Regions from separate parts of the Homo sapiens genome. Here all the other regions are linked to region 1. The links are chromatin loops, found by intact Hi-C in ENCODE. Cell type or tissue: mammary epithelial cell. All regions are shown on one strand. Each heading gives the region's core, and the rest is flanking DNA. Links, peaks and the distances in the headings are about the cores only.

Region 1 (10,310 bases), core at 1,219-9,218:
AGAAACTAGATACAGCTGTGAACAAGCAACAGTTCAGGCCTTCAAGAACTTCACTGTCTAGAAGGAAAGACACATAGTAAACAGGTAACGTAGAGTACAGTCTGAGACACGCTACATAAAACCATAAAACAGGAGTATAGAAAGGGTGCTATAGGAACACACAAGAGGTGCCTCTTTTTTTTTTTTTTAGACGGAGTCTCACTCTGTCGCCCAGACTGGAGTGCAGTGGTGTGATCTCAGCTCACTGCAAGCTCCGCCTCCCAGGTTCACGCCATTCTCCTGCCTCAGCCTCCTGAGTAGCTGGGACTACAGGCGCCCGCCATCATGCCCGGCTAATTTTTTGTATTTTTAGTTGAGAAGGGGTTTCACCATGTTAGCCAGGACGGTCTCGATCTCCTGACCTCATAATAAACCCACCTCGGCCTCCCAAAGTGCTGGGATTACAGGCATGAGCCACTGCACCAGGCCAAGAGGTGCCTTTAACCTGGCTCTACCATCACAAAAACTTGATGTGCCCCCATGTACTCAAATTCTAAAATGCCCCTTTCTGACCACAAAGTTCAGTCCTCCCACTTATGTCAACCTCATGCCCTTTAACACCTCAATCCCACCAATTCCCTCCAGATTTCCTGTTTTGGCTTTTATTACCTCCCTGTTCAGCCTGGACTCGAAGGTTAGCCACTACCCTAACATGCCGGCTCATTCCCTTTTTTCTATCTACAACCTCCATCCACCAATCACTACTAATCTTACTACAATAAATCATTAATGTTGATCCTCAGTTATTCATTCATTTAAAAATATTTAAGTGTCTTCTGTATCAATCACATACCAAGATACATCAATGTGGCCAGGCATGGTGGCTCATACCTGTAATCCCAGCAGTTTGGGAGGCTGAGGCAGATGGATCATGAGGTCAAGAGATCGAGACCATCCTGGCCAACATGGTGAAACCCCGTCTCTACTAAAAACACAAAAATTAGCTGGGCATGGTGGCATGCCCCTGTAGTCCCAGCTACTCAGGAGGCTGAGGCAGGAGAATCGCTTGAATCCGGGAGGCGGAGGTTGCAGTGAGCCGAGATCGCACCACGCACTCCAGCCTGGCGACAGAGCGAGACTCCGTCTCAAAAAAAAAGATGCATCAATGAACAAGTCACACATGATCCTTCCCTTCATGGAACTTACCTCTCCCTCTGGAGGAAGAAACAGACATTTTGCTAAGTAAATAAAGACAATACAGTAATTACAGATTGTAATAATTGAAATGGGAGAAATAAACAGGTTGCTTTGACAGAGAATAAGAGGAACCCATCTTTTAGACAGAGTGTGTATTAAGAAAAAGCAGAGGAAGAACACTCTAGGAAAAGCAAACAGCAAGCAACAGCACAGACCCTAAAGCAAAATACAGCTTGGGCTTGTACTAACAGGCCAGGATGAGTGAGGAGAATGTAACAGGAAATGAGGTGGAGATGCAGGGGCTGGACCAGGCAAAGTCTTGAAGGCTTGTAATGAGTTTATAAGTATAAGAGAAAGCCACTGAGGATTTAGGTAGGAGACTGACATGATCTCATTTAATCTTTAAAAGATTACTCTGGTTGTTCTGTGCAGAATGGACAGGAAGAGGGCAACAGTGGAAGCAAACAGACCAGTTAGGAAGTCACTGCAGTAGCCAAGACAACAGAGAGTGACTTGGACTACATGGGTGGAGACAGAATTATTTGTCTTCAAGAGCTATGATGGAGGTGCTGTCTACTGAGACAGGGACAACAAAACTCTTGATCTGCCTTTCTCCTTTCCTCTCCTAAAATCTTGTCTTTCCTCTCAATATATGACACAACCAAGGCCAGGTGCGATGGCTCACATCTGTAATCCCAGCAACTGGGGAGGCCGAGGTGGGTGGATCACTTGAGGTCGGGAGTTCGAGACCAGGCTGGCCAATATGGTGAAACCCCACCTCTACTAAAAATACAAAAAAACTGGCTGGGCACGGTGGCTCATGCCTATAATCCCAGCAATTTGGGAGGCTGAGGTGGGCGGCTTGCCTGAGGTCAGGAGTTCAAGACCAACCTGGCCAACATGGTGAAACCCCTCTCTTTACTAAAAATACAAAAATTAACCAGGCGTGGTGGCAGGCACCTGTAATCCCAGCTACTTGGAAGGTTGAGGCAGGAGAATCGCTTGAACCCGGGAGGTAGAGGTTTCAGTGAGCCGAGATCTCGCCACGCACTCCAGCCTTGGCGACAGAGAGAGACCTTGGCTCACAAAAAAAAAAAAAAAAAAAAAAAAAGCCAGGCATGGTGGTGCATGCCTGTAATTCCAGCTACTCGGGAGGCTGAGGCAAGAGAATCACTTGAACTTGGGACAAAGAGGTTGCAATGAGCCGAGATCATACCGCTGGAAACAACACAACCGCTGCCATGAATGCTTAAACCAAAAACTGAGGATGCAGATATCATCTATTCCTTACCTTTTGCCTCATGCCTAATCTATCAGCAAGTCTTTTTGCTTCTTCCATCCTTCTAAAATCTTTCTCACATTCATCCTCTTCACTCTATCTCCAAGGATAACCTTTCCAGTGCAAGCTACCATCAACTATGGCTTGGGTTACAGCAGCAACTTCTTAATTGCTCCCACTGTTTGAAACACCAGACATCCAAGTGAAGATGTCAAGTAGGCAGTTGGATTTATGATTCTGGAGTTCAGAAGTGAGATGACACAGAGATATAAATTTGGGAACTGAATACATACAAATGGTATTTAAAGTCACAGAACTAGATGAAATCCCCTAGGTAGAGGTTATAAACAGGCAATAGAAAAGAGCTGAGTATCATGCCAAGAGGTATCTTCTGAAATTGACTTAAGGAAGAAAATCTAGTCGAGGAAGACAGAAGGCAGAAGTTCTGGCAGACTACCTCACAAGTCTCTTGATTCCCAATTTTTCTCAGTCCTCATTATCATGGACCCAATAAACCACCCTCTCAAAATAATACCCCATGCCATCACACTACTCTCACCTCCTACGTGCTTGCCTATTGTTTCCACGTTCTTACCTCATTCTTCCATTTTCCACCCGTTTCAATCATTCCTGTTCTCTCTTTCTCATCATCTCTGTCTCACTCTCTTTTCCTCTGTGTGTGTGTATATATATGCACACATTTTCCTCCTCAAAGATCTTATCCGGGCTGGGCGTAGTGGCTCACGCCTGTAATCCCACCACTTTGGGAGGCCAAGGCAGATGGATCACTTGAGGTCAGGAGTTCGAGACCAGCCTGGCCATATGGCAAAACCCTGTCTCTACTAAAAATACAAAAATCAGCCAGGTGTGGTGGAACACACCTGTAATTCCAGCTACTTGGGAGGCTGAGGCACAAGAATTGCTTGAACCTGGGAGGTGGAAGTTATAGTGAGCCAAGATGGCACCACTATACCACAGCCTGGGTGATGGAGTAGGACTCTGTCTTAAATAAATTAAATTAAATTAAACCCTGTCTCTACAAAATATGCAAAAAATTAACTCGGCATGGTGGCACATGCCTATATTCCCAGCTACTCAGGAGGTTGAGGTGGGAAGATCATCTGAGCCCAAGAGATTGAGGCTGCAATGAGTTGTTTGTGCCACTGCACTCCAACCTGGGTGACAAAGCGAAACCCTGTCTCAAAACAAAAAGGATGTTATCCATTCCCACAACCTCAACTATAAATTTACTGATAACTTCCAAATACCTAGCTAAGTGTTACTCAAAGTGTGGCCCATACACCACTATTACAGAATCAGCAGGACATGCTTGTGAAAATGCAGATTCTTGGACCTCACCTCAGACCTACAGTATCAGTTCCCCTGGTAATTCTTAAGCAATGGCTTTTATCAATGTCCACTAATTCATACGTATTATTTTATTTGAATTGCATGTGAGATAATGTTAGGAATACTACAGCCTTCACGCTTACTAATAGCAATATGAATGAAAAAGGATCTGCAGACTAAGAAGGAAGTTTAAGGAAATCAGAGACTATAACCAGGGATTAGACTCTAATGGAAATTGTACGATTGCTTAAACCTCTATAAATGTCCCATACTATTTAACTTTGTCTAAAGATAAACAATAAGGAGTAGGGGGAACAACTGAGCTTGTATTGCTTAACAGCAAAGTAGTAAACTTGGAAGCCAGTGTCATACCATGGCTAGAATAAAATTAAAAACAGTAATAGCTTTTAAAAGAGAAAAAGAGAAAGAGAGAGGTAGAATGATCTGTAGGGTCTTCAGTAGACAGAGAGATCCAAGCCAAAAAAGGGGTTATAAAGCTTAACAGTCACAGGACTTCATTTACTGACATTACTCTACCTTGAATTAAAATTATTTGGGCCCTTATATTACCTGTGTCACCAGACTGTGAGTTCCTTGAGGCTATATTACACAATCTACCTACTACTTTGCAAAACCCAAAGCCCTGCCCAACAAAATCTAATAATATTTCCTGAGGTAAAGAGTTGCCACATAAATTCTAGCTCAATTCCTGTATCATTATCTCCAATTCCAAATTAGTGACGTCCAGAATGATGGGGTTTTATTGTATTATCTGGAAAAAATTAATGTATCAAAGCTTTAAATAAATATTAGTCTTCAGATACAAAACTATAACAATTCTTCTGACCACAGCAGTTTCCCCACTCCTTCTAACAAGCAAAACTCACAAACTACCATTAAAATGTTTCAGTTGCTTTTAAATTTGTCCTACCTCCTCATTCCTTATCATCTCAAATAAGATGCTTCCTCCTTCAGGAACAGTAGTGAAGTGAATTTGAACTGCTATTTGGGGTGGAGGAAAACGGCAAGCACTGACATAGTCAGTGGCCAAATCCTTTTTCCAACTCCCTCCCTACCTTGTTCCTACCTCCTAGACAGTCTCTTCAGTCCCTGGAGTTGACTCATGCCGTAGCTCCCTCTGTAGTTCCCTCTGTTCTCGCATAAAACAATGTTCAATTGTATGCAGGGTTAAAAAAAAAAACAAAAAACCTTCAAGAATGCTTTTAATCTGTAATCCCAGCACTTTGGGATGCCGAGGCAGGTGGATCACCTGAGGTCAGGAGTTCGAGATCAGCCTGGCCAACATGGTGAAACCCCGTCTCTAATAAAAATAAAAATAAAAAAAATTAGGCAAGCATGGTGGCAGGCACCTGTAATCCCAGCTACTCAAGAGGCTGAGGCAGGAGAATTCCTGAACTCGGGAATTTGCAGTTCAATTCCTGAACTCGGAAGGTTGCAGTGAGCCGAGATTACACCACTGCACTTCAGCCTGGGCAACAAGAGCAAAACTCTGCCTCAAAAAATAAATAAAATAAAATAATGTTTTTATTAAACTACAAGCCAAAGAAACTTCAGAAAAAATGTGTATATCCCAAATCTCTAAATGCTGCTATTTAGAAAGACAAACTAATAAAACATCATGCGGTGACAGATATTTGAATATTTTCTACATATCTCCACACTAGATGCCCTGGGCATCCAGAACATTCCCTAACATTGCCCCCTACTCTTATCTTCCTCGGCAGCTTTCTCCCTGTAGCTAGTGACTCAAATTTGTTCACTATCTGTGCCTTCCCATTCTTTCAAAATGCAAGAGCAAAGTATAGATTCCGACATCAATTAATGGTATTGCTCTGGCTTGAAATGTTTGGGAGTCCTTTCTTCACCTTTAAAAAGTAGCGACAGATGATGGGTTTCTCCACTGAGGGTTAGGCCTGGGGTTCCCAAGATGCTATACGCAAGGACAATTACTACACCTCACATCTAGACATGACTTGACAGTAGCAGCACTACCTACCAATATCAGGTCCCGGCCAGCAGGCTATGCAATAAAATACCAGGTGCTGCGTTCCCATCATCAAGAGTAAAGGGTTAGTACTGCTTCTATACGAAAATGGCTCTTGCTCCAACCCCGCCTCGGCCCCCACATCAAACCGTCTAATAACATCACTGGTTCTTTCTACTTCAGAATAGAGACATGCACACTTGAGATCATCAAGAATAATACATAACAAAGTCATTATATTCCGTAGACTTGGCTGGCAGAAATGTGGGTTGCGACTAACTTTTTATTCGGTGGCTTCCTTCCAGATCAATCCAGATAACTCCCCCTCCCCAGAGCCGCCATAAGGGGTGAAGCCCCACATCCTCCTAAGCGCAGTAGGGAGGGACCGGGGGGAGGACAAAAGAGACTTGCCTATAGGGACTTACAGATGCCAGACGCTGAGGGGTCTGGGGTAACTCCGCGCTGATTTCCATCCTCTCAGTACCTCCAGCCTCCTCGTCCGCCATCTTGAGGGAAACTGACGCCTGCAGTTGCCGACCCCCGGCCAGAGGCAAGCGGAAACCTGTGGCCGGTCGGAGAGACAGGGACGACACTTTTACGACGGCCCCTGAAGTCGGGTTTGACGCAGACTCGAGGAGTGGCTTCCGGCCCGCTTCCCGGAAGCAAGCGTCACGACGTGAAGGGACTGGAGATTTTTTTTTTCCCCTCTAATTTATCAGGCGTAGCTCTTGGTAGCTGAATGGTTGTATATCTGGGTTTGGTGCTGGGAACTGTTGCATCTACGAGGTAAAAAAAACAAAGTCAGCGTCCATTATGAAAGGAAGAAAACTTGTCGGGGGCTAAAGCAAGAACCTGTCCTAGCTGGCCGGTTGTTGGCCTGGGGATGTTTTGTATCCCAACCTCCCTGCAGTAGTTCCCCAGAGCCTACAAAATGAAAAAGAAAGTACTCACACATCTTCTATTTTTAGGATTCTACCCCGTGGGCACTTGCACATGTGTACAAAAAAAGCTCGGGATCCAGCTTTATTGGGGGACACGGGGGGAAATAACAAAAAATTGGAAACCTAGTCATTCATCGATAGAGGAAAGACAAGATATACTATGGTACATTCGCATTTTGAAATACTGTGCAGCTCTTGAGCAAGATAAATCTGCGTGAAAAGATCAAGATAAATTGAGAGAAAAAAAAGCCAAGTTGCTGCAAACTATATATTTGCACACATAGGCATTTAAATGTGAAGGAGTAAGTCTGAAAGGGGAAAGGGCAAAGTAGTAACTCTGAGGGCCAGGATTCGGATTGGAGGAAGAAGGTGGTCAAGAGCTACTTTACCTTCATTTGTATTTTAAATTTTTTACAAAACAAATAATTTTAAAGTATATTTTTAACAAAGGGAAGAAAATAAAGCTCCAAACAATGTGAAAAGTAGAGGAGGCTTTCCAAATGCTGTGGTCCACCTTGATTTATAGAACTTTCCTGCCTAAACAATGTTTCTGCTCAAATGAACTACTTCCTGGGTGCTAAAATACTGTTTTTCCAGCCTTTTTTGCCCAACAACCACAATAAATACATTTTACATCTTATCACGGTACACCTATACAAAATTAAATGGGTATATATAGAATATGTATATATATACTGAAACTTAAATTTTCTGAAACAATACTTCCAATATGTCATATTTTCTATTCAATTGCAATATGTTTATGCATTTAAGCCAAAATACTGGTTGTAGTTATTAAAGTGATACTATAACCCACAATAGGTATTGTCCCACATTTTGATAAAAATTGCCCTAAAAGTTACCTTGTCCCTTCCTGTCTCTATGCTTTTACTTCTGTAGTTCTCTTATGCTACCCCACGCTCTTCTCTTTTTCTTCTTTCATTCCTAGATAAATGAAATAGACTAGAACGTTCAGAAATAGGTCGGGGCAGTGGCTCACGCCTGTAATCCCAGCACTTTGGGAGGCCAAGGTGAGTGGATCACCTGAGGTCAGGAGTTCGAGACCAGCCTGGACAACACAGTGAAACCCCATGTCTATTAAAGATACAAAAATTAGCTGGGTGTGGTGGCAGGTGCCTGTAATCCCAGCTACTCAGGAGGCTGAGGCAGGAAAATTGCTTGAACCCAGGAGGTAGAGTTTGCAGTGAGCCAAGATCATGCCACTGGCACTCCAGCCTGGGCTACAAGAGCAAAACTCTGTCTCAAAAAAAAAAAAAAAGAAAAAGAAAAAACAGAAAATAAAAAGAAATAATAGCCACTTATCAACATCTTAATGTAATCAAAGCACTAGTATATTAATAACACTAGCTATATATTAATAACAATCCTTTAGGTAGATGTTACTACTTCTATTTTACTGTCATGAGAAACTGAGAAAACTGAAGTTTAGAGAAGTTACATAATTTGGTTAGGGACATGCAGCTTCCAAGTGACACAGCAGATATTCAGCCAGCACAATGGCTCACCCCTGTAATGTTAGCACTTTGGGAGGCCAAGGCGGGAGGATTACTTGAGCCCAGGAGTTTGAGATGGGCAACATAGCAAGACTCCCACCTCTACCAAAAAATAATAATAAATAAAATCCAGTTCAAATGACTCACAAGGCCCTATTCTTATCCATTTCACTTTATTACTTTATACCAAATTCAAGTATTTTACACATGAAAGATAACAGCATTTCAAGTGAGAAGGAAATTATGAACTGCTTATTTATTTATTTTTTCAGATGGAGTTTCGCTCTTGTTACCCAGGCTGGAGTGCAGTGGCGTGATCTCAGCTCACCACAACCTCCGCCTCCCGGGTTCAAGCAATTCCCCTGCTTCAGCCTCCCAAGTAGCTGGGATTACAGGCATGCACCACAATGCCTGGCTAATTTTGTATTTTTAGTAGACACGATGTCTCTCCATGTTGGTCAGGCTGGTCTCAAACTCCCGACCTCAGGTAATCCGCCCGCCTCGGCCTCCCAAAGTGCTGGGATTATAGGTGTGAGCCACCACGCCCAGCCGGACTGTTTATTAAGTGGTGCAAAAACAGATGGTTATGTAGCAGTTCCTCAAAAAACAAAATTAGACATAGAATTCCCATGTGATCCAGCAATTCCACTTCTGGGTATATATCCAAAAGAAGTGAAAGCAGGGTCTTGAACAGATGTTTGTATACCTGTGTTCATTGAAGCATTATTCAGTATAGTCAAATGGTGGCAGGAACCCAAGTGTCCATCAACAGCTGAGTGGATAAACAAAATGTGGCATATACATGCAATGGAATATTATTCAGCCTTTAAAGGGAAGGAAACTGTGACACATGCCACAGCATGGATGAACCTTACAGACATTAGGCTAAATAAAAGAAGCCAGTCACAAAAAGACAAATACTGTGTAATTTGACTTATAATACATACCTAGAGTAGTCAAATTCATAGACACAGAAAGTAGAATGGTGGTTTCCAGGGTCTGAGAGGAGGAGAGAATCGAGTTTAATGGATACGGAGTTTCATTTTGGAAAGATGAAAAAGTTTTGGAGATGTGTAGTGGTAATGGTTGCATAACAATATGAATATATCTAATGCCACTGAATGGTATACTTAAAAGTGGTTAAAATGGTAAATTTTACGTATATTTTACCACAATAAAAAAATTTAAAGAGGCCGGGCGTGGTGGCTCAAGCCTGTAATCCCAGCACTTTGGGAGGTCAAGGCCAGCGGATCACTGGAGGTCAGGAGTTCGAAACCAAGCTAGCCAACATGGTGAAACCCCATCGCTACTAAAAATACAAAAATTAGCCGGGCATGGTGGTGCATGCCTGTAATCCCAGCTACTCGGGAAACTGAGGTAGGAGAATCGCTTGAATCCGGGAGGCGGAGGTTGTGTTGAGCCGAGATCGCGCCACTGCACTCCAGCCTGGGTGACAGTGCGAGACTCTGTCTCAAAAAAAAAAAAAGAAACATTTAAAGAATAAGTAACCATCTGGGAAAAGATGGTCAGATCCTTACCTCAAATCATACCCCAAAATAATTCTTTTTTTTTTTTTTTTTGAGACGGAGTGTTGCTCTGTCACCCAGGCTGGAGTGCAGTGGTGCAATCTCGGCTCACTGCAACCTCCGCCTCCCGGGTTCAAGTGATTCTCCTGCCTCAGCCTCCTGAGTAGCTAGGATTACAGGTGCATGCCACCACGCCCGGCTAATTTTTTATATTTTTAGTAGAGACAGGGTTTCACCATGTTAGCCAGGATGGTCTCGATCTCCTGACCTCGTGATCCGCCTGCTTCGGCCTCCCAAAGTGCTGGGATTACAGTCATGAGCCACCGCGCCCGGCCCTCAGAATAATTATTAACAGATTAAAGAGTTAACTGCTAAAAAGAGTAAATAAGTAAAAATTATTATTATTTTTTTGGAGACAGGGTCTTGCTTTGTTACTCAGGCTGGAGTGCAGTGGCATGGTCTTGGCTCACTTCAACTCTACCTCCAGGACTCAAGCGATCCTCCCACCTCAGCCTCCCA
Region 2 (10,310 bases), core at 925-8,924, 64 kb after region 1:
ACTAAAAATACAAAAAATTAGCTGGGCATGGAGGTGGGCACCTGTAGTCCCAGCTACTTGGGAGGCTGAGGCAGGAGAATGGCGTGAACCCGGGAGGCGGAGCTTGCAGTGAGCCAAGATCATGCCACTGCACTTCAGCCTGGGTGACAGAGCGAGACTCCGTCTCAAAAAAAAAACAAAAAACAAAAAAACAGGTTGTGGTTTAGCAATTCTGAGAAGGGGACTGAGATTCTGCATTCCTAACAGGCTTTAGTGGATTCCAGTGACGGTCCAGGATCTTACTTTGAGAAACAAGCACCTAGGTCATATGTCACTATTGTGAATTCATCTCCAGGTGAATGACTTCTTGAGAAGAAAGCAAAAGAAAACAGTCTATGTTCACTCAGCCTGCAGTGTAGTCTATACTGTTTTTTTATTCTTATAGAACTTTAAAACAAAACAAAGTATCCTTCTCCCAGTACAATGAAAGTGGACTATTTTAATTTGATTGCTTAATATAATTGTATAAAATTACTTAGCTTCAATATTGGTCTAAGTATCTAAATTCAGAAAGAGCAATGCTGAAGCAATTTATAATTTTCTTTATTGGTGGATCAGATGTTTGATTCCATCTCTTAAAGGCTCCATCTCTTAAAAAGAAAAGACTTAAAGAGTCCATCTCTTAAAAAAACTGATGTTGTGGTTATTATTTTTGATAGGTTTATCTTTTAGTCTTCTTACTCAAGATGTGAGTGGTTTATGTACCACAATTACAGTGTCAGAGTATTCTATATTAGGCTGTATATTTACTGTTGCCAGTGAGTTTTATACCTTCAGATGATTTCTTTTTTCTTTTCTTTTTTTTTTTTTTTGAGATGGGGTCCTCCCAAGTAGCTGAGACTACAGGCACATGCCAATACAACCAGCTAATTTTTACTTTTTTTTTGTAGAGACGGGGTCTCACTTTGTTGCCTAGACTGGTCTTGAACTCCTGGCTTCAAGCAATCCTCCTGCCTCGGCCTCCCAAAATGTTGGAATTACAGGCGTGAATCACTGTGCCTAGACTTCTCATTGCTCATTAACATCCTTTTCTTTCAGACTGAAGAACTTCCTTTAACATTTCTTATAGGACAGGTCTGGTGTTGATGAAATCCCTCAGCTTTGTTTGTTTGGGAAAGTCAGCTTTGTTTGTTTGGGAAAGTCTTTATTTCTCCTTCATGTTTGAAGGATATTTTTGCTGAACATAATATTCTAAGATAAAATTATTTTCCTTCTGAATATGTCATGCCACTTTCTCCTAGCCTTAAGGTTTCCACTGAGAAGTCTGCTGCCAGACATATTGGAGCTCCTTTGCATGTTATTTGTTTCTTCTCTCTTGTTGCTTTTAAGATCCTTTCCTTATCATTGCCCTTTGGGAATTTGGTTAATAAATGCCGTTAGGTAGTCTTATTTGGGTTAAAACTTCTTGGTGTTCTATGACCTTCTTGTACCTGAATATTGATATATTTCTTTAGGTTAAAAAAGTTCTCTATTATTATTTTTTGAATAAACTTCCTACTCTGATCTCTCTCTGTACCTCCTCTTTAAGGCCAATAACTCTTAGATTTGTCCTGTTGAGGCTGTTTTCTAGATCTTGTAGGTGTGCTTCATTCTTTTTTTTTTTCCTTTTTTTCTCCTCTGTGTATTTTCATATAGATGGTCTTTAAGCTCACTAATTCTTTCTTCTATTTGATGAGTTCTGCCCTTGAGAAATTCTGATGCATTTGTCAGTTTGTCAATTTAATCTTTCAGCTTCAGAATTTCTGCTTTGATTTTTTAAAATTATTGTAATGTCTTCATTAAATTTCTGTGATAGGAGGCTGGGTGCGGTGGCTCACGCCTGTAATCCCGGCACTTTGGGAGGCCGAGGTGGGCGGATCACAAGGTCGGGAGATAGAGAACATCCTGGCTAACACAGTGAAACCCCATCTCTACTAAAAATACAAAAAATTAGCCCGGTGTGGTGGCGGGCACCTGTAGTCTCAGCTACTCGGGAGGCTGAGGCAGGAGAATGGCATGAACCCAGGAGGCGGAGCTTGTAGTGAGCCAAGATTGCGCCACTGCACTCCAGCCTGGGTAACAGAGCAAGACTCCGTCTCAAAAAAAAAATAAAATAAATTAAATAAAAAATAAATAAATAAATAAATAAATAAATTTCTGTGATAGGAATTTGAATTCCTTTTCTGTGTTTTCAAGAAGTTCATTGAGCTTCCTCAAAACAGCTATTTTGAATTCTCTGTCTGAAAGTTCACATAACTCTGTCACTCCAGGAATGGTCTCTGGTGCCTTATTTAGTTCATTTGGTGAGGTCATGTTTTCCTGGATGTTCTTGAGGCTTGTGGATGTTTGTCAGTGTCTGGGCCTTGAAGAGTTAGGTATTTATTCTAATCTTTGTAGTCTGGGCTTGTTTGTACTCATCCTCCTTGAGGAGGCTTTCCAGGTATTCAAAGAATTGAGGGTTGTGATCTAAGTCTTTGGTCACTGCAGCCATATCTGTACAAGGGGGTGCCCCAAGCCCAGTAATACTGCAACTCTTGCAGCCTTACGTGGGCTTGGTGGGCTTGGGTAAGAACTGGGAGAATTCTCTTGATTACCAGGCAGAGTCTTTTGTTTTCTTTTCTTTTTTTTCTTTCCAGAGATTTTATTTGTTTTGGTGGCAGAGACAGAGTAGACTGTGCTTACTTCGTTTTAACAAGAACCATAACCCCAAATCTCTAACATACCAAAGTAGAGGGAATCATACAGCAAACACCTATGTATCCATTGCCCATATTAGATTGCATCTTTTCTTTTAAACAGAATATCTGAGGATTGCCATGTTTCTAATATGTTAAATACAGGACTGGTTTGTGTCAGAGTGCAAATCAATTATTCCTGAAATGATGGAGAGATATTTCACCAACTTGTTCTCCTTGAGGTTTTTCTTTTTTTTTTTTTTTTTATTGATCATTCTTGGGTGTTTCTCGCAGAGGGGGATTTGGCAGGATCACAGGACAATAGTGGAGGGAAGGTCAGCAGATAAACAAGTGAACAAAGGTCTCTGGTTTTCCTAGGCAGAGGACCCTGCGGCCTTCCGCAGTTTTTGTGTCCCTGGGTACTTGAGATTAGGGAGTGGTGATGCCTTCAAGCATCTGTTTAACAAAGCACATCTTGCACCGCCCTTAATCCATTCAACCCTGAGTGGATACACCACATGTTTCAGAGAGCACAGGGTTGGGGGTAAGGTCACAGATCAACAGGATCCCAAGGCAGAATAATTTTTCTTAGTACAGAACAAAATGAAAAGTCTCCCATGTCTACCTCTTTCTACACAGACACGGCAACCATCCGATTTCTCAATCTTTTCCCCACCTTCCCCCCTTTCTATTCCACAAAACCGCCATTGTCATCATGGCCCGTTCTCAATGAGCTGTTGGGTACACCTCCCAGACGGGGTGGTGGCCGGGCAGAGGGGCTCCTCACTTCCCAGTAGGGGCGGCTGGGCAGAGGCGCCCCTCACCTCCCGGACTGGGCGGCTGGCCAGGCGGGGGGCTGACCCCCCCACCTCCCTCCCGGACGGGTCGGCTGGCCGGGCGGGGGGCTGACCCCCCACCTCCCTCCCGGATGGGGCGGCTGGCCGAGCGGGGGGCTGACCCCCCCACCTCCCTCCCGGACGGGGTGGCTGCCGGGCGGAGACGCTCCTCACTTCCCAGACGGGGTGGCTGCCGGGCGGAGGGGCTCCTCACTTCTCAGACGGGGCGGCTGCTGGGCTGAGGGGCACCTCACTTCTCAGACGGGGCGGTTGCCAGGCAGAGGGTCTCCTCACTTCTCAGACGGGGCGGCCCGGCAGAGACGCTCCTCACATCCCGGACGGGGCGGCAGGGCAGAGGCGCTCCCCACATCTCAGACGATGGGCAGCCGGGCAGAGACGCTCCTCACTTCCTAGATGGGATGGCGGCCGGGAAGAGGCGCTCCTCACTTTCTAGATGTGATGGCGGCCAGGCAGAGACGCTCCTCACTTTCCAGACTGGGCAGCCAGGCAGAGGGGCTCCTCACATCCCAGACGATGGGCGGCCAGGCAGAGACGCTCCTCACTTCCCAGACGGGGTGGCGGCCGGGTAGAGGCTGCAATCTCGGCACTTTGGGAGGCCAAGGCAGGCTGCTGGGAGGTCGAGGTTGTAGCGAGCCGAGATCACGCCACTGCACTCCAGCCTGGGCACCATTGAGCACTGAGTGAACGAGACTCCGTCTGCAATCCCGGCACCTCGGGAGGCCGAGGCTGGCGGATCACTCATGGTTAGGAGCTGGAGACCAGCCCGGCCAACACAGCGAAACCCCGTCTCCACCAAAAAAATACGAAAACCAGTCAGGCGTGGCGGCGCACGCCTGCAATCGCAGGCACTCGGCAGGCTGAGGCAGGAGACTCAGGCCGGGAGGTTGCAGTGAGCCGAGATGGCAGCGGTACAGTCCAGCTTCGGCTCGGCATCAGAGGGAGACTGTGGAAAGAGAGGGAGAGGGAGACCGTGGGGAGAGAGAGGGAGAGGGAGAGGGAGAGGGAGACGGAGACGGAGAGGGAGAGGGAGAGGGAGAGGGAGAGGGAGAGGGGTCTTTTGTTTTCTTTCCTCACTTTTCCCCAAGCAGAAGGAGCCTCTCTCTTTGCTGGCCTGCCTGGATATGTGGGAGAGGTGACCACAGTTTGTACCGTTCTGGGTCACACCTGAATTCACCATAGTACTGGGTCTTGTCCAAGTTCTGTGGTGACTACTGCTTGGCTACTGCTGATGTTTATTCAAGGCCCAGGGGCTCTTTAGTCAGCAGATGGTGAATCTTGCCAGGACATGGTCTTTCTCTTCAACACAGCAGGTTTTCTTCTGGCCCAGGCTGAGTCTAGAAATGCCATCCAGGAGTGAGGGCCTGGGCTCAGAGGCTTCAGGAATCTGCTTGGTGCTTTATTTTTACTGTGGCTGAGCTGGTACCCAGGTGGCAAAACAAAGTCCTCTTTACTTTTCTCTCTTGTTTCCACAAGAGGAAGGAGTCTCTCTTTGAGCTGCACTGCCTGGAGAGTTGGGGGATGGGTGACACAAGTACTCCCCTGGCCACCACAACTGGTGTCTCACTGGGTCTTGTGCACTCCATTTCCACTGGCTCTGAGCCCAACATAGTACCCAGATTTGCCCAAGGACTGCAGTCCTTGTGGCTTGACTGCCTTTCAAGTTTATTCAGGACCCTAGGGCACTTGTTTAGTCAGCTGGTGCTGGAGCTAGCTGGAACTCAGGTTCCTACCACTGGGGCAGAGGATTGCCCTCTGGCAAGGGCCAGCTTAAATGCTCCCTCTGTGGGTGCTGGCAGAATTCTGCCCTGTGTTGTGTTCCCCTGTGACAGCACTGAGTTCCAACGCAAAGTCTCACAGTCATTTTGCTCTCTCCCACAAGTGCACAGATTATCTCTGCCACAGAATGGGGGAAGGGTGGTGTAGGCAATGAAGTACTGTGTTGTCTACGCTTTTTAGTGCCTCTTTCCTTGATATGATGTTAAAACCAGGTACTGTGATCACTCATCTGATTTTTGGTTCTTATGAAAGTGCTTTCTTGTGGGGATAGTTGTTCAATTTGGTGTTCTGAGGGGAAAGGGGTGGATGATTGCTGGAAGGTTCTATTTGGCCATCTTGCTTTACCTCCTCCAAAAGGGGCTTGTTATGAATAACAATAGGTATTCCTTTTACTTTATCACTCTAGAGCTGTTTTAGGAGCCAGAGACAAAATCCAAATGTTATAACAATATGCTCCTATCCTTGTTATCACTTAGAAAATTACAAGGATTTTAGGAGCTCTGACCAGTGGGGACAAAGACCAAAATATGTATTTCTTATATCACAGTATCACAGATGCCATTTCCATTTTTGTTAATAAGGCTACTTTAAAAATCTTAACTGAAAGTGTACCCATGTATCTATTTCACGTTAACATCTATTTCCCTGCAGGCCCGGGTCCTTTTTGTGCTGATTGTGCTGAGCCAGCTCACCATTCTCATTATTTTTAGATATCGAGGATACCCAGAGCTTAAAGGTTAGTTATGGTTCCTTTTATTCCTATAAGCCTTGTTCATGGAAAAAACCAAACTCCGTAAAATATTTTAAAGAGGTTTATTCTAAGCCAATATGAATGACCATGGCCCAGGGAAAACACAAACTCAAGAAGCCTTGAGTAAATGGTCCTGAGGCAGTTGGATTACAGTTGGGATTTATACATTTTATGGAGGCAGGGGTTATAGGAAAAGACATAAAGCAATACATGGAAGGTATGCATTGCTTCGGCCCCAAAAGTTGGGATATCTTGAAGTGGGGGCTTACAGGTTTTACGGGGATTCAGAGATTCTTTAATTTGCAATTGGTTAAAGGACTGAGGCTCTGTCTAAAACTTGTCAGCAGAAAGGAATGTTTACGTTAAGATAAGGATGCTAGGTCAGCCACAATATACTGGGTGAAAAATGACCTGTTTAGGAAGATTGATGTCCTGCAGGCATTATATCTTGTTTATAATTTGGTATCTTATTGTGACAGAGTCTGTTTTGTCAGTCTTATGATCTCTATTTTAACATTAATGATGGTCTGTTGTTGTGCCCAAACTCTAAAAGGGAGGGAGTATGACAAGGTGTGTCTGACCTCCCTTTCCATCGTGGCTGAGAACTCAATTTTTAAGGTTTCTTTGGGGTCCCCTTGGCCAAGAGATATCCCAAAATTAGTTCAAGGTCAAAAAAGATTTAATTTATAACTTGATCCTTGGGAGGCATGCCAAAGATGTCAAAAGGTTTAAAACACTTGGTCAGAATAGGAATAGATGTCATTGTGAAGTAATAGTCACTCACTTAAACAGAGAGACAATTAAAAGACTTCATAAACAATGCAGAAAGTTCTGTGGCTGTAAACAAAAACCTTTCAAAGCTCAGTTTTCCTAAGAAATTAAAAAAAAACTAATAAGGATAATATGAAACATAGGAAATTATCTTGATAATATGTAAAATCTTTGTTTCTTAGGTCAGTTCCCAAAAAAGTAAAGAAAAAAACCTTCCTGAAGTGTGATTGCTCCTCCTTATGGGAAGCCTGTTTAGATAACCTGGAAGTGAAACCTGATGGAAAGATACTTAAATATAATCAGACATAGGAAGAGCATGCATCCAAGGTTATATGTACACACTATATTATAGAGGGACATAAACAAGAAAACTAGTACCTTGAGCAGGGGAATACAGCGCTCTTAGAAAAAGCATGGGAAATTTCCTGGTTATATGGGCAATTCAGAAACATCAAGAAAAGCCAAGAGTACAGAATCAAGTTATATCGGAGGAAAACACTGGCCTATAAACTCTAAAGCTGCAGTTCAGAAGATGCTTGAAAATTAAATTTTAAAGAAACAGATTTTAGAATTAAGTCAAAACCTCTTATGGTTGGGCACAGTGGCTCACGCCTGTAATCTCAGCATTGTGGGAGGCCGAGACGGGCAGATCACCTGAGATCAGGAGTTCAAGACCAGCCTGGCCGACATGGTGAAACCTCATCTCCACTAAAAATACAAAAATTAGCCAGGCATGGTGGCACACACCTGTAGTCCTAGCTACTCGGGAGGCTGAGGCATGAGAATTGCTTGAACTTGGGAGGCAGAGGTTGCAGTGAGCCGAGATCATGTCACTGCACTCCAGCTTGGGCAACAGAGCGAGACTCTGTCCTTAAAAAAAAAAAAAAAGTTCCCTTCAAATTCCAACCATCCTGATGATATAAAACTTCCATTACAGGACCCATCCTTCATAAACCTTCCACAACTTGCTTAGACCTTCCATTATTCTCCTAAACTCCTAGTCTTTGTCCTGTATTTTCCCCACTTTTATATTGGAATAACTAATTATTTTACCATAAGACAAAAAAATTACTTAAAATTTTTTTATTCCTTTATATTGAGACCACATAAAATTCTTTCTCATATAAAAACAGTTTCATATTAATAAAAACTTTTTTTTTTTTTTTTTTTTTGTGTGTGTGTGACCTGGAATTTCGCTCTGTCCCCCAGGCTGGAGTGCAGTGGCGCAATCTCAGCTCACTGCAAGCTCTGCCTCCTGGGTTCATGCCATTCTCCTGCCTCAGCCTCCCAAGTAGATGGGACTACAGGCGCCCACCACCACGCCTGGCTAATTTTTTGCATTTTTAGTAGAGACAGGGTTTCACCATGTTAGCCAGCTTGGTCTCAATCTCCTAACATCATGATCCACCCGCCTCAGCCTCCCAAAGTGCTGGGATTACAGGCATGAGCCACTGTGCCCAGCCTTAATAAAAACTTAATTTTTAGTAACCTTAAGCTTTAGGTTACTCTGGAAGTAAGTAATTTTGAACTGTTATATATTAACATCTCATGAATATATAGTTTATAATCTCTAAAAAAAATTTTTTATGGAACAATTTTTGAATGTGGAGTTTACTATTTACTAATAGACCCAAGTATGTTTTGTCTTTCTATGCAATTTAAGAAACCAAGAACCAACTTATACTAATGTTTAGCAATTTATGTTTCAGTATTTTATCTTACTTAGAAATGACTCAGACATTTCATGAGTATCTATTACTTAATTTAATATAATGTAACTTTAGGATTTAAAATCACATGAAAAGTTCATTTATAAATTTATCCCATTTACATTCATCTAACTTATTTTTTAACTACACATAGATTACTTATGAAAACTAAGATATTAGATAGAGTTAGTCATTATGTCAAGGTATCTTTCTGTTAATCAGTTTTACAGCATGTGAATTTCGGGTGTTCACCTAAGTAGAAATCTTAAAGCTAATTATATAAATATTTTGCCAAAAACTGAAAACAGCTATCTTCATTAAATCAACTATATTAAATTAGTTTTACTTATCAAAGAGTTACACAAAGATCATTCTGATTTTAGGCTGGATATATAGTTTTGTGACCTTTTGGTCAAATCCTGCTTAAAACATCTAGCACAGAGAAATGCAAAACTATCTGATCAGTAAACCCAGGCAAAAAATGTATGCTGACAATTCTGAAGACATTTCTGTTTTTATCAACAAATTTAAAATCAGGTATTTTATGAAAGATTTACTTAAGTCACATGAACTTTCAGGCATTTGAAATCACTATATTTTGATAGAAAAATATATACATATACTGATATTAAAAAAATAAAAACATATAGACTATCAAAAATAAAGACCTTACAGGAAGACCTTACTACAGTTTTTACCTTAAAAATCTAGTCATTTTTCAGTAAGCATCAGTCTTCACTCCTAATGGCAACATATTAAAACTCATTAATTCAGGCCAGGTGCAGTGGCTCATGCCTGTAATCCCAGTACTTTGGGAGGCCAAGGTGGATGGATCACTTGAGGTCAGGAGTTCTAGAGCACCGTGGCCAACATGGTGAAACCTTGTCTCTACTAAAAATACAAAAAATAGCCGGGTGTGGTGGCATGCACCTGTAATCCCAGCTACTCAGGAGGCTGAGGTTGCAGTGAGCCAAGACTGCGCCACTGCACTCCAGCCTGGGCAAAATAGTGAGACTCCATCTCAAAAAAACAAAACAACCCATTAATTATTTCTTCAAATGTTCCTTTTCCTTTTGAGAGGTCACCAATGCCATGTCAGTATCACCTCTCTGGATTCCTGAATAGACTCCTAACTGCTGCTCTTATATCCAGTCTCTCTATCTAATTCATCCTCTTCATTATTAGCCAATTATCCTTCTTATGGCATCTCATCCATAGATCACTTCTGTATGCAAAAGCCTTAAGTGGCTTTCCAGAACACACTGAATAAAGGTCAGACATCTCTGCAAGACACTAAAAATCTTCCACAGTCTAGTCTTATTTAACTAGCCATGTCTTCAACCAGTTACCTGTATTTTAGCCTAGATACTTTTTCACTGTTCCCTATACGTGCCATGCTCATTTCTGCTTCTGTATTTTTCTCATAGTATTATCCCTACTTTAAGTTATTTTTCTAAACTTATCTAAATCTTAGCCTCCTGTAAGGCTTACCTGAAGACCTCCTTTATCATACTGTTTTCTCCAGCCATTCCAGGTCATAATGAGCTCTTGCTTATCTGAATCCCTATAGTCCTTTCTCACAATTAATTCTATACTTAATTAGACAGCCACTTTGCTTTATATAACCACTTCGAATGTATATACATTTTCTCCTTAACCAGATAAGTTCCTCAATGCAGGAACTTTTTTTTTTTTTTTTTTTTTTTAGACAGTCTCGCTGTGAACCCCAAGCTGGAGTGCAGTGGTATGATCT
Region 3 (8,000 bases), core at 1-8,000, 180 kb after region 1:
CTCATTCCAGACGTGGAAGTTCCTGCAGGAGGGAGTAAGGAGACAAGGATTCATGTTAGCTGAGGTTTTGCCAGGTACCAGGCACTATACGGAGTGATTTATATCATTGTTTCTTTTTCTTACTTTTTATTAGGAAGTAATTTCATACTAAAAGTCACAAGAATAGTACAGGCTGGGCGCGGTGACTCACGCCTGTAATCCCAGCACTTTGGGAAGCCGAAGTGGGCGGATCACGAGGTCAGGAGATTGAGACCATCCTGGCTAACACAGTGAAACCCTGTCTCTACCAAAAATACAAAAAAGTAGCTGGGCATGGTGGCGGGCACCTGTAGTCCCAGCTACTCGGGAGGCTGAGGCAGGAGAATGGTGTGAACCCAGGAGGCGGAGCTTGCAGTGAGCCAAGATGGCACCGCTGCACTCCAGCCTGGGCCACAGAGTGAGACTCCATCTCAAAAAAACAACAAAAAAGAGTAGTACAAAGAACACCCATCTACCCAATTCATCTGTTGTTAACATTTTGCCCCATATGCTTTCTTTCAGTGTGGACAGGAATAGATATCTACACATACACACTTCAGTGTGTATTTCCTGAGAATAGGGATCTTCTCTTACATAACCCCTGTATAGTTCATAAACCCTAGCACATTGGATATTGATATGATGCCTTTATCTAATTTACTGTCTATATTTTAATGTTGTCAGTTGACCTAATGATGTTGTTTAGAGCATTCTTCTCCCATGTGGTACGCGATGCCGTCTGTGATCACACACTGCATTCAGCTACGCAGAATGTTGTCTCCTTTGATCTTGGAACAGTTCCTTCGCCTTTCTTTCTTTGTTACATTGGGATTTGAAAACAATCTCTCGCTCTCTCTCTTTTTCTTTTTTTTTGTAAATGTAAGGGGTACAAATGTAGTTTTGTTTCATGGAGATATTACCTAGTGGTGAAGTCTGGGCTTTTAATGAAAACAGTCTTTATGTTATTTATCTATTTTTTAAAACCAGAGTGGCCCCCATTTTGGGCTTGTCTGATGTTTCCTCATGATTAGACTCAAGATATGCATTCAAAGACAGAACTGTGCCTAAGTTACATATCCTCAGATACACCACTGCTTCCTGAATCAGAGACAATTCAGACCTCTAGGAGTCTATCTGTGGATCCCAGGCTGAAAAGCCCTCCTTACTGGCATTGATCTCATTTCACCCTAGCAACCCTGTGAAGTAGATGTTATCTTCATTTTACAGACAAGGAAATTGAAGCTCAGAGACGGAGGGGGCTCCTAGGACAGCAGGTAGTTCTTACACAACTCAAGGAATCTTACCTGGAGGCTGGGTGCGGTGGCTCAGGCCTGTAATCCCAGCACTTTGGGAGGCCGAGGCGAGTGGATCATCTGAGGTCAAGAGTTCGAGACCAACATGGTGAAACCCCGTCTCTACTAAAAATACAAAAATTAGCCAGGTGTGGTGGTACGTGCCTGTAGTCCCATCTACTCGGGGGGCTGAGGCAGGAGAATTGCTTGAACCTGGGAGGTGGAGATTGCAGTGAGCTGAGTTCGCACCATTGCACTCCAGCCTGGGCAACAGAGCGAGACTCCATCTCAAAAACAAACAAACCAACACAGCGAGTCTTATCTGGAAACTGGCTGGAAAAAGAGAAACAGGAAACCAGATTTGCGGGTAGAGCTGAGAACAAAGGAACCAGGAAAAGAAGCCAGAGATACACAAATAAAGGGATGCACAGAGATACACACACACACACACGCATGCATATACATGCACAGACACATGCATGCAGACAGGGAGTGGGTTGGGCAGAGGAAGAAGTCAAGAGAGACAAGAAGAGGTCTACAGAAGCAGCCAGTCCAGGCTCTGTCTGACTTCTGGGAAAACTGGATGGTACAAACAGAAACTCAGAGAAGAAAGAGGAAGATGAATAAAGACTTTTGAGGTCAGTGTTCAGAAGACGCCCAGCTAGTCATTTGGTTGAGGCCCCAGAATGTTATCCCATTGTTTTCTACCTCTGAAATGAGTTAAATTTGATGACCTAATTAGCCAGAACAGCCTCCTGGGTTGGGGAATTCTTCTCTTCTCTGAGCATTAGCAGCAATGCTCAGGGCAATCTTGCAATATTTCCTCAAGAGCCAGAGAGAACCAGGTCAGTTTTTCTGCCCTCCCTGGGACAAAGCAGAGATCTGTTCAAGACAGTGCCTCTCACCATATTTTGTCTCGTTTCTGAGTTGACAGCATCTCGGCATTTCGGTCATAGTACGTATCGATGGTCAAGTTCCTATCCACGTTGTGCGCGGAACGGAAATTGGAAACAACACGGGTTGGAACACCTAAGCATCTCATTACTAAAGAGAAAAATATAGAGAATCGCTGAGTTCATTTCAGGCAGAATTATTGGTTTTCCATGCATAATTTGTAACTTTCAAGCTGGAGGAGAGAAAGCCAAGACGCTTACGGAACCACACCAGTAACTCCTTTATTCCCAGAGCCCCACACCCAGTCCCACAGCCCTGCTGCCCCATCAGTGATCAACATCCCACAAGGAGAAAGGAATCATTTGAGGGTCGCTTAAAACAACAGTTAACAATAATCCGACTTATCATTTAGGAGTCTTTCCACTCAGCAGCTTTCCAAGTTAAAGACAGAGGGCCAGGCGCGGTGGCTTACGCCTGTAATCCCAGCACTTTGGGAGGCTGAGGCGGATCACGAGGTCAGGGGTTTGAGACTCAGCCTGGCCAACATGGGGAAACCCCGTCTCTACTAAAAATACAAAAAAAAATTAGCTGGGTGTGGTGGTGCATGCCTGCAGTTCCAGCTACTAGGGAGGCTGAAAATTTAGTTCCGAAATGTTTTTTAACTTTTATTTTAGGTTTGAGGGTACACATGAAGGTTTGTTACGTGGGTAAACACGTGTCACGGGGGGTTGTTGTACAGATTATTTCATCACCCTCCTCCCACCCTAGCTCTGAAATTTGGGATCTGTAATTCTACTTAAAGACAAGAGGTAGGGGGAGGTATGAAAGAAATTCGAGGATGGATAGAGGGACAAGATAGACTTCTAGAGACAGTGGAAACCGTCAGCAGAGATAAGAGGAAATCACAGTCAGCAACCATCTTTAATAAGGCAGCAGCTCCCTCTTGTGGCTTCTCATGATACTGCTACAAAGGCTTTTAAAAGCTGAGTTATGATTTCACAAATCTAGTCACACAGTGTAAACATTACCCCCAACACATACACACAAACACACACACACACACACCCCTGCCTGCCCAGAGCCAGATGAAGTCAAGCCAAGAGCCAGCAAGAGCCAGGTGTGACCCTGAGGGGACGTGGGTACTGACATCAGCCAGCATGGTAAGTTCAGAGAGGTTTATCCCACTATCTCCCTCCTAGGAGGGGCAGACGGTGCCTACTGAGGCTGCCAGGAGGATTACACAGCTTCAAAAAGTAAAAGGAATATTGACAGCGACCAATCCTTTTGTTTTGGTTCACTGAAGAGCCCCCAAGAAGGCTTCCTGTCTGCAGTCACCTGTCCACTCACAGCACAGCTCCTGGGCTTGTCACAGATCCTTAGCAGGCGTGGGAGCTACACCTGGGCTGGAAGTGGCCATAGGAAGCTTGGCAGGGGCAGCTCCCCCAGTGCGCAGTGGCCCTGTAACTCGAGCGCCTGGGAGTGGGGAGAGGCTTGGAAATGGAGCAGGGTGGTGGACCTCGTCCTTCTCCTGCTCATCCCAGGCCTCCTCCATAACACCTACCTAGCACGGCCTGGGGACTTCCCAGCCCAAGGAACAACTGAGAATACTGAGTGCCAGGGTAGCCCTAGCCCCATTTCACACCTGGGCAAAGTGAGGTCACTGGATTCAAACACTCAGATTTAAACCTCCTCTGTGTCTGCAGCACCTGTATATAACTGCCAGCCTCTGCTGCCCCTCTCCAAAAAGTCTCTGCCCTTGTCTTTGGCACCTGTCTCTGTCCTCCCCATTCTCTGCTCCTCCTTTCTCCAACTCAGAGTCACCCTGTTAGTTCAGCAAATGTTCATCGAGCTCCATAATGTAGCAGGACAGGCCTGTCTAACAGATTCTGGCCTTGCAAGGGTGAGACAAGTACTCTCCATCTTTCTCTCATCTTCACAGATGGTCTGCTCAACAACTTTGCACTGAATTGTAAATAATTGATACTGCATAAAACATTGATGTTCTTTAAGGGTAGTCAGCAAGGTGGCAAGTCTATAATGATAACTGCTCAAGGATCTCTCAGTGAAGCATTTGGGGGCTGCTAGCTCTGCCTATGGGTGAGGTCAGCTATCTCACGCCATCTACTTCCACCTGCCCCCCCATGCCAGGCTCACCCTGAGCTGAGATGCCTGAGCAGGTGGCAGAAAGGAGCCATTTGGTTTCTGCTTCGGGACCACAAACTCCTCTATCCAGATGACAGTTTTAACAGTCTGACTGATCCATCAAGGATACTGTGAGATGATTGCCACAGGTCAATCCCCCTCTCACATAAATGCACAGGATCCCTCGAGACTGTATGGTGTGCTAGCTCAGGGCCTGGGTGCCCACCACCCCCAGCTGTGGGGCCATGGGCAAGCTACTGAACCTTTATGAGCCACAGTTAACTTCTCTGATAATGAAGTTAATCACACCCCTAAGTGAGTGATCTTTCGCTCACCGGTGCACATAACAGAGGCGAAGACCCAGCACTGTCCGTACTTCACAGGCTGCCCGCCCCTGGCTGACCACTGCTGTAGGATGGCCACACTGCCCTTCCACTCCAGAGGACTGACCCCTTTGGAGTAGTCCTCGCCCCAGTTCCCCTGCAGCACGCCATTGTCATCGTTGCTGTTGATCTGCAGAGGACAGACAGGTGGGTTTCCACAGCTCCCGGGGAAGCTCAGACTGTCCTCAGACGGCGGGAAGCATCCATCCTTACCATGGCACTCACCACCCTGCACACATACACCACGTCGTTCCGCTGGGAACAGTCTTTGGCCGGGTTCTTTAAGTGATACAGGCTCTTGTTCAGGATCTCAAAGCAGATGTCTATGATGTCCTCTTCAAACTTCCAAGTGATTTTAAGGGAGAAAAAAGAGAAGAGCAAATGTCTAGACTTCTGAAACTTTAAGTCACTAACAGACTTTTGGGGATGGCATGTATATGGGGATGTGGGGGCAGGGGGAGGGCGCTAAATATAAGACAAGTTCCTGCCTTTGAAGAGCTTATAAATCAAATTGGGAATGTATTAGGTTTGAAATTCTGAAACACTAAACTGCGTGGTTCTGATGAAAAATGGAAACAGAATTCGGAGAGTGAGAGACCCCCCTCGGCTGAACAGATGAGAGAAGGCTTTGGTGCCAATGGGCTTTGATGGACTGGGTGGGCAGGAAGAGGAGAGTGGGCATATTTACCTGAGGTCTTTGAGCATGGTGGGTATCAAGGACTTAGACTCCTATCTGGAGGACTTGAAGAAGCAGGGAAGGGATCAGAGCAGAAAAAGTCTAGAGATCAATGTAGGGCCACACGTGCCAGTCTTGAAATCAGGTAGAGGAGCTCAGAGCAGACGCTGCGGGCCCTGGAGGAGCCAGGGTGGGCTCATAATAGACGTGCACAATGTTTGTCACAATGCTTTGGCTGCCAAATGCACAGGTATTTGTCTCAGTTTCAAAGAGGGTCACAGGTCGCCACGGTTGGAGAATGGGGAAAACGTGCTCTCCCTCAGCAAGGCTTCCCCCACCTCTTCCCTTTTGGAGTTTGTGGACAGGACTGAGGTGGCAGTGGGAAGGAGAGAGAAACTACGCCTGCGGGGGTTGAGAGTGGAAACGTTGCCCAGAGCCAAGTTCCCCCTCTCTACGTTGACTGGATATTGGATGTTATTAAAGAATTACTATTCTTTTTTTTTTCCGTTACAATCATGTATTCTGATTAAGTTTTGCAGAAAGAGTCATCATCTTTTACATGACTATATTCTGAAGTACTATTGGATTAAATATGCTGAAGTGTTACTGGATTAAATAATATGGTATCTGTAATTTGCTTAAAAAAAAATTTGCCGGCAGCAGTGGCTGTAATCCCAGTACTTCGAGAGGCCGAGGCAGGTGGATCACCTGAGGTCAGAAGTTCGAGACCAGCCTGGCCAACACGGTGAAACCCCGTCTCTACTAAAAATACAAAAATTAGCCGGGCATTATGGCTCGCACCTGTAGTCCTAGTTACTCAGGAAGCTGAGGTGGGAGAATCACTTGAACCCAGGAGGTTGCAGTGAGCCAAGATCATGCCACTGCACTCCAGCCTGGGCAACACAGTGAGACTCTATCTCAAGAAAAAGAAAAAAATCTAGTGGTGGAGTGGGGAGTGGGGATGGAGGCAGAAGAGTACAGACCAGAGAAGGACAAGCTTTTTCTGTAAAAAACCAAATAGTAAATATTTTAGCCTTTGCAGGCCATAAGGTCTCTGTCTTTTTTTTTTTTATTCTACTTTAAGTTTTGGGGTACACGTGCACAACGTGCAGGTTAGTTACATATGTATACATGTGCCATGTTGGTGTGCTGCACCCATTAACTCGTCATTTAACATTAGGTATATCTCCTAATGCTATCCCTCCCCACTCCCCTAACCCCACAACAGGCCCCAGTGTGTGATGTTCCCCTTCCTGTGTCCATGTGTTCTCATTGTTCAATTCCCACCTATGAGTGAGGACATGTGGTGTTTGGTTTTTTTGTCCTTGTGATAGTTTGCTGAGAATGATGGTTTCCAGCTTCATCCATGTCCCTACAAAGGACATGAACTCATCATTTTTTATGGCTGCATAGTATTCCATGGTGTATATGTGCCACATTTTCTTAATCCAGTCTATCATTGTTGGACATGTGGGTTGGTTCCAAGTCTTTGCTATTGTGAATTGTGCCGCAATAAACATACGTGTGCATGTGTCTTTATAGCAGCATGATTTATAATCCTTTGGGTATTTACCCAGTAATAAGATTGCTGGGTCAAATGGTATTTCTAGTTCTAAATCCCTGAGGAATTGCCACACTGACTTCCACAATGGTTGAACTAGTTTACAGTCCCACCAACAGTGTAAAAGTGTTCCGATTTCTCCACATCCTCTCCAGCACTTGTTGTTTCCTGACTTTTTAATGATCGCCATTCTAACTGGTGTGAGGTGGTATCTCATTGTGGTTTTGATTTGCATTTCTCTGATGGCCAGTGATGATGAGCATTTTTTCATGTGTCTTTTGGCTGCATAAATGTCTTCTTTTGAGAAGTGTCTGTTCATGTCCTTCGCCCACTTTTTGATGGGGTTGTTTGTTTTTTTCTTGTAAATTTGTTTGAGTTCATTGTAGATTCTGGATATTAGCCCTTTATCAGATGAGTAGGTTGTGAAAATTTTCTCCCATTCTGTAGGTTGCCTGCTTACTCTGATGGTAGTTTCTCTTGCTGTGCAGAAGCTCTTTAGTTTAATTAGATCCCATTTGTCGATTTTGGCTTTTGTTGCCATTTCTTTTGGGGTTTTAGACATGAAGTCCTTGCCCATGCCTATGTCCTGAATGGTATTGCCTAGGTTTTCTTCTAGGGTTTTTATGGTTTCAGGTCTAACATTTAAGTCTTTAATCCATCTTGAATTAATTTTTGTATAAGGTGTAAGGAAGGGGTCCAATTTCAGCTTTCTACATATGGCTAGCCAGTTTTCCCAGCACCATTTATTAAATAGGGAATCCTTTCCCCATTTCTTGTTTTTGTCAGGTTTGTCAAAGATCAGATGGTTGTAGATATGCAGCATTCTTTCTGAGGGCTCTGTTCTGTTCCATTGATCTATATCTCTGTTTTGGTACCAGTACCATGCTGTTTTGGTTACTGTAGCCTTGTAGTATAGTTTGAAGTCAGGTAGCGTGATGCCTCCAGCTTTGTTCTTTTGGCTTAGGATTGACTTGGCAATGCAGGCTCTTTTTGGGTTCCATATGAACTTTAAAGTAGCTTTTTCCAATTCTGTG

Evidence for each region. A loop is a pair of places that touch in the nucleus more often than their neighbours do. Peaks named below come from ENCODE experiments on the same cell type or tissue, not always from the same donor. Only the 100,000 strongest peaks of a DNase experiment are listed, where the experiment ranks them.
Region 2: it touches region 1 in a loop (2.2-fold over the local background); 6 of 110 quality-filtered maps call a loop at or near these places.
Region 3: a loop joins it to region 1, with 2.5 times the contacts of the local background. A loop is called at or near these places in 2 of 110 quality-filtered maps.

The regions. Positions count from the first base shown.
Region 1 is chr15:43,099,707-43,110,016 of GRCh38, forward strand. It overlaps UBR1 (ubiquitin protein ligase E3 component n-recognin 1), which reads right to left and starts at 6,332. Exons shown (of 47, transcript NM_174916.3): 1 at 6,236-6,332. The coding sequence starts at 6,316. RefSeq lists an enhancer at 6,151-6,430. In mammary epithelial cell, for the core only: CTCF peaks have their summits at 4,907 and 5,856; DNase peaks (open chromatin) are centred at 1,465, 4,455, 4,915, 6,415 and 1 weaker place; H3K4me3 peaks cover 2,416 bases; H3K27ac peaks cover 4,790 bases.
Region 2 is chr15:43,163,616-43,173,925 of GRCh38, forward strand. TMEM62 (transmembrane protein 62) reads left to right here. Exons shown (of 14, transcript NM_024956.4): 11 at 5,978-6,062. Among named protein-coding and RNA genes, the nearest start is that of CCNDBP1, 17 kb to the right of the region's middle. RefSeq lists an enhancer at 3,600-4,296. In mammary epithelial cell, for the core only: a CTCF peak has its summit at 5,317; DNase peaks (open chromatin) are centred at 4,796 and 5,106; H3K27ac peaks cover 1,066 bases.
Region 3 is chr15:43,282,599-43,290,598 of GRCh38, forward strand. It overlaps TGM7 (transglutaminase 7), which reads right to left. Exons shown (of 13, transcript NM_052955.3): 5 at 4,943-5,071; 6 at 4,682-4,859; 7 at 2,216-2,354; 8 at 1-22. Among named protein-coding and RNA genes, the nearest start is that of TGM7, 16 kb to the right of the region's middle. In mammary epithelial cell, for the core only: a CTCF peak has its summit at 3,151 (motif pointing left); no DNase peak of the experiment used is centred there.